Regions from separate parts of the Homo sapiens genome. Here region 2 is linked to region 1. Evidence: chromatin contacts called from ENCODE Hi-C or POLR2A ChIA-PET data. All regions are on one chromosome and are shown on one strand. The core of a region is the stretch at or near the end of the contact, and the rest is flanking DNA. Distances in the headings are between cores, read along the strand shown. Region 1 holds the start of SCREEM1 (SNAI1 cis-regulatory eRNA expressed in monocytes 1). Region 2 has its middle 30 kb from the start of TRERNA1.

Region 1 (6,517 bases), core at 1,514-4,013:
GCACCGCCACTGTCGGCACCACATCCCCAGGGTGTGTAACAAGTGTCACAGCCTCACCCAGCCTCAGTTTCCTCCCCTGGAAAATGGGGATAGCCACGACACGTGGTGGGGAAGGTTATATTTACATGACCTGGGCTGTTACTCTTATTCCTGCCTCCAGTAAGAAGCCACGTGGAGTGTCTGCCATGCTGAGGAGAGGGCACCCCTGGCCGGAGCCCAGCTGGATGTCAGGCCTGAGGCTGGATGTCAGGCCAAAGCTGGCTCCAGCCCAGCAGCCTGACACGAAGGGGAGGGAGGCCTGAGTCGGCCAGACTCCTGAGTCACTGTTTCCCGGCTCTGCCAGGCCAGGCGGGAAAAGGGGGAGCGGGGCGGAGGGAGGGGAAGGGGATAATCTGGGGGAGGGAGGGAGTGGAGAGTGAGACACCAGTTGTAACCATTGTTGGGTGGGACAGACAGAAAGCCACCTGCCAGGGGGGCAAGGAGATTCTGGGGTGTCAGAGTGGGGTCCTTGCACTTCCCTGCATTATAGGCTGCAAACTCCTCCCTCCCTCGCCACCAACACATACACACACACACACACACACACACACACACACACACACACACACACTGCACTCAGCTTCACAGCTTTCCTTCTCTTTCTTGAGTGTGTTGACCAGGTTCCAGCCTCAGGGCCTTTGCACTGGCTGTGTTTTCTGCCTGGAACACTTCAAGGTTCTTTCTCAAATCTCAGGCTTCAGCTTAAATGTCACCTCTTCAGTGAAGCTGTCCAGGCTGGAGTGCAGTGGTGCCATCATGGCTCACTGCAGCCCCAACCTCCCCGGGCTCTGGTGATCCTCCCACGTCAGCCCCTCGAGTAGCTGGGACCGCAGGCGTGCACCATCATGCCCTGCTAATTTTTGTATTTTTCTGTAGAGATGGGGTTTTGCTGTGTTGCCCAGGCTGGTCTCGAACTCCTGAGCTCAAGTGATCCACCAGCCTTGGCCTCCCAAAGTGCTGCGATTGCAAGCCTGAGCCACCACACTGGGGCCTGCCTGAGCTTTCTTTTTCTTGAGACAGAGTCTCGCTTTGTCGCCCAGGCCAGAGTGCAGTGGTGCAATCTCGGCTCACTACAAGCTCCGCCTCCCAGGTTCACCACCCGGGTTCACACCATTCTCCTGTCTCAGCCTCCCAAGTAGCTGGGACTATAGGCACCCGCCACCATGCCCGGCTAATTTTTTGTATTTTTTTAGTAGAGACGGGGTTTCACTGTGTTAGCCAGGATGGTCTCCATCTCCTGACCTCGTGATCCGCCCGCCTCAGCCTCCCAAAATGCTGGGATTACAGGCGTGAGCCACCACGCCCGGCACCTGCCTGAGCTTTAAGTGTGCTCTTCCTACTCCCCCTCCCAATTCCTTTAGTTCATCCATTCATTCATTTATTTGCCCGGAAGGTATTGCGCACCTCCTTCGGGCAGGGCCCTGCTTTAAACAGTGAACAGAGTAGACAACCTGCCTGCCCTCATGGAGCCATCACTCCACCCAAGGAGATGGCACAATGAGCACACCGCACACTGGGCTGGAACAGGTGTCTCTGGAGGAGCCAGGCACAGGTGGGGGAGCCAGGCGCAGCTGGGGGAGTCAGGACATAGCGCGGGGGCTTTCCCTGTTGGAGGGGGTTGAGTACGGTGTCTCAGAAAGTGATGCCAGGGAGATCTGCAGGACGAATCGAAGGAAGCCATGTGGGTGTCTGCGGAGAGAGAGTTCCAGGCAGAGGGAACAGCCAGTGTGAAGGCCCTGAGGCAGGGGTGTGGTGGGCAGAGTCAAGGAGCAGGCAGGAGGCCAGTCGGGTGGGAGCAGAGTGGGCGAGGCCAGGAGGTGAGGCCAGCAAGGGGACGGGGCGGGCAGGTGGGGCAGGCAATGAGGAGGATGTGGCTTTTGCCTTGAGCCCCTGGAGGGTCCTGAGCAGAGGGGCTGCAGAGACATGGTCAAGTTCCAGGTGGGGTTAGGGCGAGAACTGACCTTCCAGGCAGACAGGCAGGGTCCCCCCACCTTGCCCCTGCCCTGAGATGAAGCGCCAGCCTTGGATCAGGACCCTGTCCAGAGGTGGGCCAGGGCTCTCAAGCCAGACTCGAGTCTGCACTGGGTAGGGACAGCTTCCCACGGCCAGCCTTCCCCGTGGAGGATTGCTTGCGGGGGAGGGGTCCCCTAAGTCTCTTCTCTTTCTCCCTCTCTTTCGTAACCATCAGCCTAGCCAGACCTTTGGTCAGGCCTGGTGGAGAGAGTGTTCTCTGTCATCATCTGGCCATGGGAAAGGTGAAGTAAAAGCCACCAGTGACGGAGAGAAGCAGCCTGTGGCCAGCCCAGCACCACCCTCACCCCACGCACCCGTAGGCTGAGTGCCTCATCCCTTGGCCATGGTCCCCCAACCTCCAACATAATCAGGCCCGTGGGAGCCTGGCCAGAACTGTGGCCAGTGACTCAGCAGGAATCACCCCAGACAGGAGCCAGAGCCCCGGTGTCCAGACCAGAAACCACCCCTGACCTGTTCGGCTGGGCAGGAACAGGGACAGAGCAGGCGGAAAAGCTCTCAGCCCAGGATAGCCGGGGGAGAGGGGCGTGGGAAGACCCCTGTCCAGATGCAGTTCGTGGCCACCCACCCTGATGGTGTCTGCTGAGGTCCAGATCGTAGTTTTAGGAGGGGGTTCGTGGCTGTTCTGCCCAATTCTGTTGAAGCCCTGAGCATCAGCCTGGCTTTGATGGGTTATACTGGGCTGTTGTGGTGTAGCTTGTCTATTCCATTGCATTGTTTCTGTTCTATTGTGTGTTCTGGTCTGTTCTAGAACCTACCAATCCTTTCTATTCTATTGTGTTTATTCATTCAGCAGATACTTACTGACCACCCCTGTGTGCCAGGCAGTCTTCCAGATGCTCGGGTCACAACTTTGTTTATTTATTTATTTATTTATTTATTTTGTGACGGAATCTCACTCACTCTGTTGCCTAGGCTGGAGTGCAGTGGCGCGATCTCGGCTCACTGCATGGAGTTACAACTTTGGATGAAATGAGACCTCTGCCCCAGGGCGTTCATGGGGAGACCAGCAACTGATAAATATCAGGTAGTGGTAAGAGCTGAGAACAGCAGCAGCAGCATCAAAGCAGAGAGCCACAGAAGGAGCGAGGCGCAGGCTGCGTTCACAGTGCGGGGAGCAGGGTCAGGAGCAGCCGCAGCCTCACTGGCAAGATGACAGTCTTTTTTTTTTTTTTTTTTTTTGAGATGGAGTCTCACTCTGTCACCCAGGCTGCAGTGCAGTGTTGCAATCTCGGCTCACTGCAACCTCTGCCTCCCGAGTTCAAGTGATTCTCCTGCTTCAGCCTCCGGAGTAGCTGGGATTACAGGTGCGTGCCACCACACCCGGTTAATTTTTGTATTTTTAGTAGAGATGGGGTTTCACCATGTTGGCCAGGCTGGTCTTGAACTCCTGACCTTAAGTGATCCACCCGCCTCGGCCTCCCAAAGTGCTGGGATTACAGATGTGAGCCACCGCAGCCAGCCAAGATGACAGTCTTGAGCAGAGTCGGGAAGGAGCTGAGGGAGGGAGGCACACAGATATCAAGGGGTCAAGAAAAGCATTCTAGGCAGAGAGAACAGCAAGTACAAAGGCCTGAGGCTGGAATGTGCCTAGTGTGTTCCAGGACTGGCCAGGAGGCCAGTGTGGCAGCCAAGGGGAGCAGTAGGGAAGATGGGGTGTGTGGGGACATGGCTTGGAGGAGGTTAAAGCCAGGTGGGAGAGAGCAAGAGGGACAGAGCTCTCCACGGTCCTCCTGGGGTGTGGGGCCAGCTGGATGGCCTTGGATAGGGGGTACGCGTGTGAGTGTGTGTCTGTGATGTGGACAGATGCATGTGGGTCCGCGTGTGGTGTTGTGCATCCCTGTGTGTCTGTGTGCGCCCATCCATGCACCTGCATTATGTGTCTCTGATTCAGGCAGTTAGTGCTTCTGTATTTGTAGGTGCCTGTGGGTATCTGCAGTGTATTGTGGGTGTGTGTTGTGTGTCTGGAATTTGGTGTGACTGTATAGGAGCAGGTCTGTGTGTGTCACGTCTTTTTTTGGCAGGTGCCTGGACGTGTGTGTGGAGTGTTGTTTGTCTGCCATGTATTTTGTGCATGTGTGGGGGTGTGTGTGTGCATTAGTCTATGTTCCTGTGATTGTGGCATGGTGACAAGTTTTGGGGTTCCTGGGGGTGCAAAGGCATGGGAAGGAGCCTTCCTGCAGACCCACCCCAGGCCAGCAGCAGCCCCTCCCCATGGCAGCAGATACACACTCACTCTGATGCCCCGGGAGGAGGCTGGGCAAGCAGCCCCAGAGCAGCAGGCAGCATCAGGTGGAGAATGAGGGTGGGAGCTCAGTTCAGCCACCTTTTCTAGGCATTTCAGGGCCTGTCAGAAGCTCCCATGGAAGATGTGGAGGTTGGGGAGCAGTAGACATTCACAGGCCTGGGAATGGGGGTGCTTGAGTATCTGGGGCACCCACGGGAAACTCTGGCCTCCTTGGGCTTAATGGGTGGAGCCGGGTTTTTGCACACACGTGGTGGGGGCGACTACATGTACTGAGCTCATGCCAGAGTATGAGAGGAGACAGTGCCCGACGTATGCACAGATGAACACATGTATGGAAGGATAAGTATGTGTTCAAGGGTGGACACATGTGAACACAGACACTTGTATGTAGGGACAAACATTTGCGTGCAGGGACAGACACACACATCCAAATAGACACACAGGTGCAGGAGCAGACACTTATGTACACAAATGGATGTGAGTGTACATGGATAGACACACATGATTGTCCTTTGTGGGCCCCAGAACCTCTCCTGCACACACTTGCACACACATGCACACTGACTCACATGCACTCACGTGTGTGCAGGGCCTGGTCTACCATGCACACCATGCATATAGGGTCCCTATGCATACAGAAAATCCCCAAATGGGCCTGGCATGGTGGCTCATGCCTGTAATCCCAGTGCTTTGGGAGGCCAAGGCGGGTGGATCACCTGAGGTCAGGAGTTGGAGACCAGCCTTGCCAATGTGGTGAAAACTCATCTCTACTAAAAATACAAAAATTAAGCTAGGTGTGGTGGCAGGTGCCTGTAATCCCAGCTACTCCGGAGGCTGAGGCAGGAGAATTGCTTGAACCCGAGAGGTGGAGATTGCAGTGAGCCGAGATGACGCCATTGCACTCCAGCCTTGGTGACGGAGCAAGACTCTGTCTCTCCCCCAAAAAAAGAAAGTCCCCAAATGTAATGTGTGCCTCTCATCCTCAGTATCAGGAGAGTGCTGAGAGCACACACGGCTGACATTCTCTGTGTGGGGAGCCAGCACATGGCCCTGGGAGCCAGGCCTGGCTGCCTTTTGGCCTTTGTGATCGGGTCCTGTACTGTGCGCTTTACTTTCTGTGCCTTGGTCTCCTCATTTCTTAGCGAGGACTGAAGCTGTTAACCCATGCCAAGTGCTTGGCTTTACATCAAATAGTAAAAGTTACTCTTACTCCTGTCTGGTGCCAGCCTAGGCTCATATTACAGACAAGAGGCCTGGGGCAGTGGCTCATGCCTATAATCCCAGCACTTTGGGAGGCCAAAGCGAGAGGGTCACTTGAGCCCAGGAGTTCAAAACTAGCCTGGGCAACATAGCAAGACCCCATTTCTACAAAAAATTTTTTAAAAAAATTAGCCGGGCATGGTGGTGTGTGCCTGTAGTCTCAGCTATTCGGGAGGCTGAGGTGGGAGTATCACTTGAGCCTGGGAGGTTGAGGCTGTAATGAGCTATGGTCATGCCACTGCACTCCGGTCTGGGCAACAGAGGGAGATCCTGTTTCAAAACAAACAAACAAACAAAACTGGGCCCAGAAAGAGTAAGGTCCTTGCCTGGGACCGCACAGCCAGAAAATGGCAGATTCAAGATTCAAGTACCCTGAAAGTCTTCTGTGCCCAGAAATACACACACAGGGCCCACACATCCACTTGGAAGGATACCCAGGACTGTGCATGCACTTACAGCCAGGACCGTGGCCACAGAAAGGCCCTGGGGTCAGCAGAGGCTGGAATGGTCAGTGGGAATGTTCCCTCCCAGCCAGGGCTTGCAAATTCCAGAACCTCCAGTGATAGCTTTCGGGAGCCTAGATTCTTCCTACTCTAACCTCTGCCTAAAATTCCATTTCTTCTTCTTTTCCTTGCTTTAAGCAAGGGTCAGATGATTCCAATGCCTGCAGATGCTAGGCAGGTACTTAAATAAGTTAAGGGTGAAGCAATAGGGGTTGGTGGAGACTGTGATGGGTGTGATTCATTGCCACGTAGGAAAGCCGGCCCGCTGCTGTGGGAAAACGGGAAGTCAGAATTGTAATAGAATTTTTTTTTTTAAAGTGACTGAGTCTTGCTCTGTCACCAGGCTGGAGTACAGTAGTGAGATCATAGTCCACTGCAGGCTGGAATTCCTGGGCTCAAAGGATCCTCCCCTCTCAGCCTCCTGAGTAGCTGAGTA
Region 2 (6,517 bases), core at 1,966-4,465, 41 kb after region 1:
TTTGGATGGCACAGCCAGGTAGGCATGTTCCCAGCAGGGGTTTGTGGGAAACGGCTGTGGAGGGTCCTGGTGTCTACAGTCAGATTCCCAGGGCAGGATGCTGACAGATGGGCCATGGCACGATGGGGAGGCCAGGTGGTGTGGCTGGGTCCGGCTTTAAGCCTCTGGCCACCGTGTCAGGTTTGTAAAGCAAAGGGTCAGGAAGGCACCAAGGGCAGTGTGGCCGGAAGTGAACGGCCCAGGCTTCTGGGAAGAAAAAGAATTACATTCCAAGGAACCCATGGCTTGGGCGCCTGAGCCACTGGGGGCAGGGAAGAGTATGAAAGAGGCAGGGCTGGCGTGGGCAGATGGTGGCCTTGCCTGAGGTTCAGAGTGGTCAGGTCTGTAGGTCAGGGTGACCCTGGAGAGCTGGGATTTGGACCAGGTCAGGGGAAGTGTCCCCCAGATTGTGAATGGCTGGGGCGTGGCAGCCAGTCCACAGCTCCTGCTGCTGTTGGGAGGGGAGACCCCCACTCTGGGCTGGGGTGCAGCTCAGGGAGCCCCGGAGCTGACTGAGCCACTTCCTTGTGCCAGGCGGTGTCCATGTCCACCCCCAGGGCGAGATGTGGGCAACCAAGCCAAGAGAGGGGGCTGCCAAGGCCACAAGCTCATCCATGTGTCCATTTATCCATCTGTCCATTTATCCATCTGTCCATTTATCCATCTGTTTACAGAGTGTCTATTGCATGCCATGTGCTGCAGACTCTTTTTTGAGACAGAGTCTAGCTCTGTTACCCAGGCTGGAGTGTAGTGGCATGATCTCGGCTCAGTGCAACCTCCACCTCCCAGGTTCAAGCGATTCTCCTGCCTCAGCCTCCTGAGTAGCTGGGATTACAGGTGCCCACCACCATGCTCAGCTAATTTTTGCATTTTTAGTAGAGACAGGGTTTCGCCATGTTGGCCAGGCTGGTCTCGAACTCCTGACCTCAGGTGATCCACCTGCCTCGGCCTCCCAAAGTGCTGGGATCACAGGTGTGAGCCACTGCGCCCAGCCCCTGTGCTGTGGACTTAATGTGATAATGTGACTTGCATCTTACCGCCCAGGGCCTCTGCTCTTGCTGTTCTCTTGGCCTGGAACAATACCTACCAGACTCCAGGGCTGGCAGCTCCTCCTCACTTGGGGTCACCTCCTCCAAGAGGCCCCCTGCCCACTGCTGCCTGCCTGCCCTCTGTTCCTTTACTTGGGTATGTGCTGAACGCCTGGAAAAGAACCTAGTGCATTTCCTTCTTTGTCTGTTGTCTAACTCCCCCATTCAAATATCAGCTCCACGAAGGGAGGGTTTTGTCTCATCACTGCATGTCCCTACACACGGTATTTGGCACACAGTAAACACTCAATGAATGCTTGTTGAATGAATGAATGGACAAATGAACAAATGGAAGCTCTACTGGGGAAGCTCAGGGATGGAGACTGGCTCCTAACCCAGAGGGAGGGGATGTCCTGGGTAGCGCAGTCCTGGAAGATGCAGTCACTGGTAAACTGAAGCCTAAAGAAGCTCAGGCAGGCAGGTGAAGAAACCAGGGGGATGGTTTTGTTTCAAAACACCTTCCTCCAAGGGAGGAAGAGGTGAGCTACCTCCAAGGTTGCTCAGAGGTGGAAACTGTGATTAAAAATAAAAAAGGCGGCCAGGCATGGTGGCTCATGCCTGTAATCTCAGCACTTTGGGAGGCCAAGGTGGGCGGATCACCTGAGGTCAGGAGTTTGAGACCAGCCTGGGCAATATGGTGAAACCCCATCTCTACTAAAAATACAAAAAGTAGCCGGGTGTGGTGGTGCACACCTGTAGTCCCAGCTACTTGGGAGGCTGAGGTAGAAGAATCGCTTGAACCCGGGAGGTGGAGGTAGCAGAGAGCCGAGATAGCGCCACTGGACTTTAGCCTGGCGACAGAGCAAGACTCCATCTCAAAATAAATAAATAAACAAATAAGGCTAGAAGTGGTGGCTCACGCCTGTAATTCCAGCACTTTGGGAGGCCAAGACGGGAGGATCGCTTGAGGCCAAGGGTTCAAGACCAGCCTGGGCAATATAATGAGACCCTGGCTCTACAAAAACAAACAAAGCCTTTAATTCATTGCTACCATAAAAATCGAGACATTTCACTACATCCTGATGTCCCTGTCTCTCTTGAAGACTTGGAAGATTTGGCCATGTGGGCCAGCATTCTAGAGGCAAAGGTGGTCAGTCCTGTGTTCTCCACAGCCCCTATCAGGTCCTTGAGGTATGTGAGCTTCAAAGCCTTGTATTCACAGCATGACCCCCACTACCCCCACCTGCTGGGTGACCTTGGACAACCCTTTCTGAGTCTCAGCTGGTCCTTGGCAAAAAATGGGTTGGAGGCCAGGCATGGTGGCTTACGCCTGTAATCCCAGCACTTTAGGAGGCCAAGGCAGGAAGATCACTTGAGCCCAGGAGTTTGAGACCAGCCGGGGCAACACAGCGAGACCCTGTCTCTACTAAAAAAAATTTTTTTTTTTTGAGACTGAGTCTCGCTCAGTCACCCAGGCTGCCGTGCGGTGGCGTGATCTCAGCTCACTGCAAGCTCGCCTCCCGGGTTCACGCCATTCTCCTGCCTCAGCCTCCTGAGTAGCTGGGACTACAGGCACCCGCCACCACGTCCGGCTAATTAAAAAAAAAAATATTTTTTAATTGGCCAGTGGCCTGCACCTGTAGTCCCAGCTACTCAGGAGGCTGAGGCAGGAGGATTGCTTGAGGAGGAGGTTGAGGCTGCAATGAGACTTGATCATGCCACTGCACCCCAGCCTGGGTGACAGAGTGAGACCCTGTCTCTAAATGAATAAATAATTAGTTGGGCGTGGTGGCGCCCACTTGTAGTCCCAGCTACCCGGGAGGCTGAGGAAGGAGAATCGCTTGAGGCCAGGAGTTGGAGGCTGCAGTGACCCGTGATCGCATCACTGCACTCCAGCCTGGGCGACAAGAGACCCTGTCGCAAAAAAAAAAAAAAAAAAGAAAGAAAGAAAGAAAGAAAAAGGGTTGGAAGCGCACTGGGGGAAAAAGCTTGCCCACTCCGCTTTGGGAGCCTCCAGCAGGCTCCCGCTGTGCCAAAGGCACACACCCAGATGTCCGGTGGTCCACCCCTGCCCCGGCGGTCACGCCTGTCCCCTCCTCCAGCCCCAGCCTCGGGTCGGCTGAGAGATGACGCGTGGCCCGGCCCAGCCGGAGCGTTGGTCCCTAGAGCGCTAGCGCCCTCTGCTGGCCAAGGGCGGGCGTGCAGGCCCGAGCCAGAACGGGGAAGCCGGGCGCCAGGAGAGCGGGGAGGAGCTTCACTCTTCTGGTCGGTGAGATGGGGAAGAGCAATAGCGAATACATAAGCAGAATACACCGAAAGGAAAGGAAAGAACAATAGCGAAATAACATTTACGGAGGGGTGCTCCGTGCCGAGGACTGCAAGAAGCCCACACCATGTAAAACCACACGTAATCCTTAGAATAACCCGGCGAAATGGCAACGGAAACGCACAGAGAGGTTAAGGAGCCCTCCCGGGGCCACACAGCTGGTAGTGGAAACGGCTGACTCCTGGGCCTGCACTGGCATCCACCGAGGCGGAGAGAGGATGTGAAGGTGTCACCTCCGCTCATTCACTCATGCATGGCCTTCCAGCCAGCCATTCACCCATTCACAAGTATTCACTGAACACCTACTGTATGCCCAACATTGTGTGAGATGGCAGGAACACAGCCGTGAACACAATTGGCCTCATCCCTACCCTCTTGAAGCTGACATTTTAGTGGGGGTGGGAGGGGGCAGATAATAAACATGAATATATCATTAACAGCTGGGCCAGAGGCCAAAGGATAAACCTGTATGCGCTCGCTGATGTTACTCAGGCTCCTACCCCAACATGATTTTTTGCCGCATCTGAGCCCTACCTGTACTTTTACTTGACATTTGCTCCTAGATAATTGGTTTTTACTTAAGTGTATATATATATGTGTATATCTATATCTATATCTATATCTATGTATATGTTTATTTATTTATTGAGACAGAGTCTCGCCGTGTTGCCCAGGCTGGAGTGCAGTGGCACAATCACGGCCCACTGCAACCTCCACCTCTTGGGCTCAAGCGATCCTCCCACCTCAGCCTCCCGAGTAGCTGGGACTACAGGTGTGCAACACCATGCCCAGCTAATTTTTGTATTTTTTGTAGAGAGGGGGTTTTGCCGTGTTGCCCAGGCTGGTCTCAAACTCCTGGACTCAAGTGATCTGCCCACCTTGGCTTCCCAGAGTGCTGGGATTACAGGCATGAACCACTGTGCCAAGACAAAGTTGCTGGGTTTTTTTTGTTGTTTGTTTGTTTTTTGAGATGCAGTCTCACTCTGTCTCCCAGGCTGGAGTGCAGTGGCACAATCTCGGCTCACTGCAACCTCCGTCTTCCAGATTCAAGTGATTCTCCTGCCTCAGCCTCCCTAGTAGCTGGGATTACAGGCACGCACCACCATGGCCAGCTAATTTTTGTATTTTTAGTAGAGTCGGGGTTTCACCATGTTGGCCAGGCTGGTCTCAAACTCCTTGACCTCAAGTGATCTGCCCACCTGGGCCTCCCTAAGTGCTGGGATTACAGGCATGAGCCACCGTGCCCGCCTGCCGAAGGGTATTTTTAAAAGGGAATTTCGGCATGGTGAAACTCTGTCTCTACTAAAAATATAAAAATTAGCCGGGCATGGTGTTGCGCACCTGTAGTCCCAGCTACTTGGGAGGCTGAGGTGGGAGAATCGCTTGAACATGGGAGGCAGAGGCTGCAGTGAGCCGAGATCGCGCCACTGCACTCTGGCCTGGGCCACAGAGCGAGACTCCATCTCAAAAAAAAAAAAGGGGGGGTGGTGGGAAATCTCATATCACCACACCTACCCAACCAGTATCAGTTGTCACCTATCAGACAGCATCCTGGACTGAGGGTGAGGTATTGACATCACTGTTATATTAATCAATGTCCTTGGCATGCCACATCAGTTCCCCTGGTTCCTGGCAGGGGCACTAGAATCTCCCACTGGGAACCCCAAGATGAAGCCAGCCCCAGGGCCAGGCCTAGGGAATGAAGGTGCCATCAGCTTCTGAAGAAGGTGGGTGGCCTCTCCAGGATCCTCCAAGCCACTGTGGCCTGTGCTTTCTCTGGATTCTGCTGGTGACCCTGAAGAATCTGAGGCACAGGCCTTCCCTGGCCAATCAGAAAGCAGTGGCTTCCATCTTAGCTTCCTGCCCACCATGGACAACCCTGGGTCGTGGAACCCCCGTCTGCTCTCTTTCATGGCTGGCAATGGGTGTAAGGGGGACTTGCTCAGATCTGATTCTCAAAATTCCTGCCAGGGAAGGCCAGGCTTCTGAGCCAGTCCATCTGTTGCCCCCTGACCCAGCCACCCAGCTTCCCTGCATGCAGGGCAGAGGGAACAGGAGGCCCCACGGGGCCACTGGGACCCCTCCCTTGTCACTGCCAGTGGCCTCACAGGTCCATGTGACCCACCAAGAGAGGAAGGCCAGGCCCAGCCCTGAGGAGTGATTCATTCATTCAGTTTACACAGTCAGACTTTGTGCTGGACACTGTTTGTTGTTGTTGTTGTTTTGTTCTTTGAGACAGGGTCTCACTCTGTCACCCAGGCTGGAGTGCAATGGTGTGATCTTGGCTCCATGCAACCTCCGCCTCCCGAGTTCAAGTGATTCTCCTGCCTCAGCCTCCGGAGTAGCTGGTATTACAGGTGTGCACCACCACGCCTGGCTAATTTTTGTATTTTTAGTAGAGACGGGGTTTCACTATGTTGGCCAGGCTGGTCATGAACTCCTGGCTTCAGTGATCCTCCCACCTCACCTCCCAAAGTGTTGGGATTACGGACTTAAGCCACCGTGCCCGGCCTAGACACCATTTTTTATTTTATTTACTTATTTATTTATTATTATTATTATTATTATTATTTTGAGACAGAGTTTTGCTCTTGTCTCCCAGGCTGGAGTGCAATGGCGCGATCTCGGTTCACTGCAACATCCGCCTCCTGTGTCCAAGTCATTCTCCTGCCTCAGCCTCCTGAGTAGCTGGGATTACAGGCACCTACCACCACACCCAGCTAATTTTTTGTATTTTTAGTAGAGACAGGGTTTCACCATGATGATCAGGCTGGTCTTGAACTCCTGACCTCAAGTGATGCACCCGCCTCTGCCTCCCAAAGTGCTGGGATTATAGGCGTAAGCCACCACGCCAGGCCTATTATTATTATATTTTGAGACAGAGTCTGGCTCTGTCACGCAGGCTGGTACAATGGCTTGATCTTGGCTCACTGCAACCTCCGCTACCCAGGTTCAAGTGATTCTCCTGTCTCAGCCTCCCGAGTTGCTGGGATTACAAGCACGTGCCACTACGCCCAGCTAATTTTTGTATTGTTAGTAGAGATGGGGTTTCACCATGTTGGCCAGGCTGGTCTCGAACTCCTGATCTCAGGTGATCCACCCACCTTGGCCTCCCAAAATGCTG

What was found. A loop is a pair of places that touch in the nucleus more often than their neighbours do. ChIA-PET counts read pairs that join two places held with the same protein, here RNA polymerase II (POLR2A). Pooled maps may share reads with other maps.
Region 2: a loop to region 1 is called in a map of endothelial cell of umbilical vein, with 2.2 times the contacts of the local background. The contact joins the enhancer-like site here to the promoter of SCREEM1 in region 1. A Hi-C loop is called at or near these places in 3 of 168 maps with a recorded cell type or tissue (Caco-2, PC-9 and endothelial cell of umbilical vein), 1 of 37 single-sample maps with no recorded cell type and 6 of 50 pooled maps. POLR2A ChIA-PET finds 5 or more read pairs at or near these places in 12 of 52 experiments (A549, A673, B cell and 9 more).

The regions. Positions count from the first base shown.
Region 1 is chr20:50,027,714-50,034,230 of GRCh38, forward strand. SCREEM1 (SNAI1 cis-regulatory eRNA expressed in monocytes 1) reads right to left here and starts at 2,764. Exons shown (of 3, transcript XR_936829.1): 1 at 2,639-2,764; 2 at 2,001-2,279; 3 at 1,378-1,728. RefSeq lists enhancers at 1-464, 465-1,302, 2,142-2,979.
Region 2 is chr20:50,068,201-50,074,717 of GRCh38, forward strand. No RefSeq gene overlaps it. Among named protein-coding and RNA genes, the nearest start is that of TRERNA1, 30 kb to the left of the region's middle. RefSeq lists a silencer at 3,120-3,359 and enhancers at 4,856-5,365, 5,366-5,875. Within about 2 kb of position 3,216, at least 3 of the 41 ENCODE cell types and tissues checked have a DNase peak (open chromatin) inside an H3K27ac peak, as active enhancers do.